Linked DNA regions of Homo sapiens: region 2 is linked to region 1. Evidence: chromatin contacts called from ENCODE Hi-C or POLR2A ChIA-PET data. All regions are on one chromosome and are shown on one strand. The core of a region is the stretch at or near the end of the contact, and the rest is flanking DNA. Distances in the headings are between cores, read along the strand shown.

Region 1 (3,058 bases), core at 396-2,895:
CAACAGGGTCTTTTGTAGAGACCCTATCTCTACAAAAAATAGAAAAATTAGCCAGGCATGGTGGCTTGTGTGCATGTAGTCTCAGCTACTCAGGAGGCTGTGGTGGGAGGATCACTTGAATCCAGGAATCCAAGTCTGCAGTAGGTCATGATTGCACCACCCTATGCTGTGCAAGAGAGCAAGACCCTGTCTCAAAAAAAAAAAAAAAAAAACAGTGGGCGCGGTGGCTCCGCCTATAATCCCAGCACTTTGGGAGGCCAAGGCATGTGGATCACCTGGGGTCAGGAGTTCGAGATCAGCCTGGCAAACATGGTGAAACCCCAAATCTACTAAAAATACAAAAATTAGCCAGGTGTGGTAGCGGACACCTGTAATCTCAGCTACTCAAGAGGCTGAGGCAGGAGAATTGCTAGAACCCGGGAGGCGGAGATTGCAATGAGCCAAGATTGCACCATTGCACTCCAGCCGAGGCGACAACAGCAAGACTCCATCTCAAAAAAAAAAGAAAAAAAAAAAAAGAAAGAAAAAAGAAAAAAAAATTGGTAGAGGGGGGAAGGAGTTGTCAGTGGGAAAGAGAAATGGGAGGAGGAGGAAGAGGAGAGATTTAATAGTTTGGGGAAAAGGACCAAAAAGCAGAGAAAATCTGAGAGGATCTCCTTTCTACCAATGCTAAAATAATTGTCAACTCTTTAAATAGTCCAACATTGGCAAAATCAGTGAGCTAAGTTATCTGAGAATGGGAGATGACCCACCAGGATCATATTGTCCTAGTTGGCAGCTTACAGTCATACTGCACTAAATTACAAGTCACCCCAGAGTCATTACGTGTATTTTCTAATCAGGATAGTATTTGGGACTGACAGGATTTATATTGTTTGCATTCCCAGAAGGCAGTCAAACTCCTCCCTCTGTTCCCTACAGAATGACAAGGTCCCATGAGGGTATATAAACACCTTCCCTTTTGCAAAGCAGCCATCTTCTCACCTATACATTAAGGCACCAAGGAAATGCGAAAGGCAGGGAGTTAATTTATTTCTCCTCGAAAGAAGAGTCAGCCACAAACGATACATAACTAACATTCCTTTGCCATTACTGTGGCTACTGGAACAGACGTTAGTTTAGTCAGTGCCCAAAGCAGTGGGCTTCATGTTTTGTTTCATTTTTTAAAAAAATAAAAAGCACTTGAATAAGTGACAACTGAAATATTACTGAGTTTCTTTTCAACACAACCCAGCATCAGGAAAACTGTTTCATTTGCAGGCTGAGGAAATATGAAAGAGCAATTTTATTTTACCTGCATTGCCCAAATTTATGGACTTAGAATACTTTATAGGTATCTATAAAGCTCAAGATTCTTGAGATTGTATATAAAAGGTGCAAACTCAGCCAAAGTAAATATCTACAAAATGCTCCTTATGATGGAGCTTGACCTGGCAGCCCCAGTTAGCTCCTACCTACTGGCCTTAAAATTTGTGAATGTACTGATCCCTAACAGATAAAAATGTTGAATGGCAATTTTGTATTTCATACATCCTCACTCTAAATAAAATTATGTCCATTTCTACTCTGTGCCTTTGATCACATTTCATTTTCCTTCTGGAATGCCCTCTCTTCTTTCACCTATCCAATTTCACTGTGGCCTTAAGGCCTAGCCCAGTGCTTTCTGGACCTGCCCCAGGATGACTCAGTGGCCTCTGCAAGCCTCCTAACTCCCTCTGCTCTGAGCTCAGGCACTGCACATTGCAGCACCTTTGAGAGTTTAACTGCATTTCACCAGTACGGCTCTCCAGGCAAGCCCTGAGAATCAGTCCTGACTTTGTAATTGGACTCTGACAACCTCTTTCAGGGTTAGAAGTTGATGTCTATCTTTCTATGCCTCCTACTGTTGAGCATGCATTAGAAACTCAATGGGAAATAAGTTCTTGGTTTATTGACACCCTATTACACAGTTTAATGACATTGCTTTAAGGAATTGATCATCATGGTTACCTCTGGTTGATCATGGATGATAGATTCATGGTTGATCATAGATGATAGATGCTCGGGTAGAGCATCTATCTTTTTGAGGCACCACCCAAATTCACCTTTCCAAGTTCGTAATCTAAAGCAACAGCCCATGGTATATTGTAGGTGGTGTTTACTTACCAATAATAGGTAACGGTGATGCCAACTAATACATGAGGGATGATCAATCAGACCAATTGAGCATATACATTAAATAAATGGCTACATTAACGGTAAGTAAACGAATCACTATATTTAGTAAAACAAAAAATGAAAATGAGACACCAGCCTTTCTCTTCCAGTGTCATAATATTTGAGCACTACTAAGTACCTTCTCTGTAATCCTATTTCAACACCCCACTTCCAAGAACTAAAGTACTCCAAGTACTAACAAGCTACATCTTGTCTGGATTATTCTCTGAAAACTGGTTTTGATTAACAAGCTCCATGCATTTTATGGAGAGAAAGGGAAGTGCTGAATGAATCCAAAATTTACTTTAATCACCTTCACCATCGTAAGTAACATGAAATGTCATGACTGGGTCAGGGTGACAAGAGTACCACAAGAGTACTTATCACCTTCTGTGATAAGAGCCTCAAAGCTTGAGTTTGTGGGAGTATGTCATCAATCTTCCCCTTAACTGCATATTAATGATGGCTTATCTCAGTCCTTCTGGTATTATTCATATAAGGCATAAAGTAATAAGATTTATAGCAAACTAGGATTTATACATCCATATGATTTCTGCTCCTTCAACGGATTTGCTTTGGAAAACCATATGCTTTCTCCAACAACGCTGTCACTATTCCAAATATATTCTGCACTCTTGCTTTGAAATGGTCATAACTTTAAAGCCACAATATTTGAACATCCTCAGTAGGGGATTAGGGGAATATCATCATCATTTGATTTCTAAAACCCCAAAAGCTGTAGGAACCAGTTCTGGTGAATGATGGATTATCAAGCTCAGAACTTTCATGAATGCTTTCATGAAAAGCAAAGCATGACTAAGAGATTATAAGATTTTCTTTTGGGGGCCTATAAACTGACTTT
Region 2 (2,843 bases), core at 159-2,658, 45 kb after region 1:
GGTAGTAACCCCAGAGAGTGACTATAAATTTCCATAGCATCTCATAACTTCACTTAGCAGACAATCTACTATCTAAGAAAAATGGCAGCCTTCTCCTTAATGCTAATCTCTACTCCTTTTGCCATAATATAAGCCCATTCCCTTTTATTTGCGCCTCCTGCCAGTGTATCAGGGCCCACCAGCAAATCTCACTGGTCATGGATCTAGGACTCACTCTTTCTGGTTGTAAGCAAATCTTTTTTCTCCACCATCTGTCTTTCCCCCACACCTCCAGATCTTAAAATCCTCTTTGGTTTATTGGGAAGTGTAAACCGTTGGAGGCAGTTAATGTTTCCTAAAGGCCTCTTTTTTATTTTCTATTTATTTATTTTTTGAGACAGGTTCTCACTCTGTCACCCAGGCTGGAGTGCAGTTGTGTGATCTCTGCTCACTGCAACCTCGACCTCCCAGGCTCAAGCCATCCTCCCACCTCAACCCCCAAGTAGCTGGGACTACGGGCACGCACCACCACACCCAGCTAATTTTTGTTTTTTTTTTTTTTTTTTTTTTTTTGAGGGACGGATTTCACTATGTTGCCCAGGCCTGTCTTGCACTCCTGATAAAGCAGTCTGCCCACCTCGGCCTCCCAAAGTGCTAAGATTACAGGCATGGGCCACCATGCCCAGCCTGAAGGCCTCTTTTCTATTCTTCTTGGTCCAAATGGCTTTGAATTCACATGATTCAGTTAACACCTTCAATCTTTAGCCATGCCCATAAACATCTGCACTATGCCACTTGTCAGAGAGCACTGGAAAATTATAGCTGAAAAGACTCTAGACATAATCTGTCCCCACTCTCTGATTTCATACTGAGATAGGCAAAGTCCTTGTTCTGCTGAGGTCTGGAAAACAAGGCCCCCAACTCAGGGCTACAGACTCCAGTTTCAAGCTGCAAACAGAACCGAACCAACTCCAAAGCCTCAAGTCAAAGACTCAATAGAGCCAGCTCCCATCACCATCCATACACATACACACACTCACACACACACACACACACAGCCTTACCCCCCTTCCAATAGCAACAAAGATTATTTTCATCATTCGCTGAGTTAATTTGCTAATTTTGGATCAGGGCTTCTCCAACAAATCAAAAGAAGTACCATTTCAGGCAGTGTAGCGAAACGTTATTGGTGGTTACCTTTCCTCAGCTGAGCTAGCTCAAGCTCACCTGAATTGCCACGCATTTCTATTTTGGTTTGCCATGTTTGAAGCAGTGAGATTCTTTTTTTAGGATAAGCCTGCCCTCTGGGGTAATGGATTGAACTCTGGAAAGATGTGGGCAAAATGCAGCTTGCTTGAATAACAGCTGTTTGCTTCTAATTATTTTCTAATGAAGAACATGCAGTGGCGTGCATGCATGTGCAGACAGGAAGGAGCCAAGCAGATTCTCAGCCATGAAGAAGAAAGGGGATTTTCTGTTATGCCGTTCTCAGGAATCTGTACCTTGTGACTAACGCCACATCTTTGGTTACAGCCAGGTTTTTGTTTCTGTAATCTTGGACACTGAGAGAACATTAATTCTGTTTGAAAACTCCGGTTTCTACTTGAGAGCATAGTCCTCTATTGACTGGCGGTTTAGGACTGAATTTGATGAGATAAATAAGTATATGGGCCAATACGTTTAGAAATCTAAAAACATTCCCAACACCCACTTGGAATTAGTATCAATTCAGTGAGTATTCATTGTGCAGCTACTGTGTGCCAGGCACTGTAGGATGTTGAATATACAGAGGCTTTCAAACCCGGCTGAGTGTCAGAATCACCTGAGAGTGATTTAAAAAATACAGATTCCCAGGCCCAGTGACCCAGAATCTCACAAAAGTCCTCCAAAAGCACACTGGCTCTCAGCATTCGCCCATCTTTTCCTATCAAGTGAAACTCCTTTTGTTCACAATGCCTCCCTTCTCTAATTTCACTTCCAGACTCCCTGAGTGATAGGCCTCTGTTGCCCCAATTATCACTTCATCAGTCCTGACTCTTGAGCTTCTTTTTAGTCTCTGTAGTAAAGCACTGGCTCTCAAAGGTGGTCCCTGGAACAGCAGCATCAGCATCACCCAAGAACTTGTTAGAAATGGACATTCTTCGGCCCCACCTAAGATCTACTAAATCAAAAACGCTGGAAGTGGGGCCCAGCCATCTGGGTTTTAACAAGCTGAGTTAAGAAGTTGTCACCAGCTGGGCGCAGTGGCTCATGCCTGTAATCCCAGCATTTTGGGAGGCCGAGGAGGGTGGATCACAAGGTCAGGAGTTTGAGACCAGCCCCGGCCAACATGGTGAAACCCTGTCTCTACTAAAAATACAAAAATTAGCTGGGCGTGGTTGTGGGTGCCTGTAATCCCAGCTACTCAGGAGGCTGAGGCAGGAGAATCATTTGAACCCAGGAGGCAGAGGTTGCAGTGAGCTGAGACTGTGCCATTGCACTCCAGCCTGGGCAACAGGGCAAGACTCTATCTCAAATAAAAAAAGAAAAAAAAAAAAAAAAGAAGAAGAGTTGTCACCAAAGGTCCCAGCCAGCATTCCATAGGAAGTCCTTGGAGGGCAGGAACTGTGGTGCCTGGATTGTTAAAATAGGCAAAGAGGCCATGATTGCACTGCGGTGATTTTTCAGGCATCTCAGCAAGGAGAGCCACATTAATGTTCACACTGGGTCCATTTTTACCACAAACACAACTGCTGAATTAATGTTAAGTGGTTGGGAATCTGAGTGTCTTAGGAGTCAACTAAAAGGCCAGATGGAAATGACCTAGGATGCCGGTGGACTTGAAGAGCTCCTCGGCAGGACTCCCTCGTTAGGACGTGCAGAGC

The links. A loop is a pair of places that touch in the nucleus more often than their neighbours do. ChIA-PET counts read pairs that join two places held with the same protein, here RNA polymerase II (POLR2A). Pooled maps may share reads with other maps.
Region 2: a map of PC-3 shows a loop between it and region 1 (2.5-fold over the local background). The contact joins two enhancer-like sites. A Hi-C loop is called at or near these places in 4 of 168 maps with a recorded cell type or tissue (CD14-positive monocyte, PC-3 and transverse colon) and 2 of 50 pooled maps. POLR2A ChIA-PET finds 5 or more read pairs at or near these places in 3 of 52 experiments (AG04449, AG04450 and IMR-90).

Annotation. Positions count from the first base shown.
Region 1 is chr2:69,137,591-69,140,648 of GRCh38, forward strand. The region is part of intron 12 of ANTXR1 (ANTXR cell adhesion molecule 1); the gene reads left to right. Among named protein-coding and RNA genes, the nearest start is that of MIR3126, 35 kb to the left of the region's middle. Within about 2 kb of position 1,646, at least 11 of the 41 ENCODE cell types and tissues checked have a DNase peak (open chromatin) inside an H3K27ac peak, as active enhancers do.
Region 2 is chr2:69,183,048-69,185,890 of GRCh38, forward strand. The region is part of intron 16 of ANTXR1 (ANTXR cell adhesion molecule 1); the gene reads left to right. Among named protein-coding and RNA genes, the nearest start is that of MIR3126, 81 kb to the left of the region's middle. Within about 2 kb of position 1,409, at least 2 of the 41 ENCODE cell types and tissues checked have a DNase peak (open chromatin) inside an H3K27ac peak, as active enhancers do.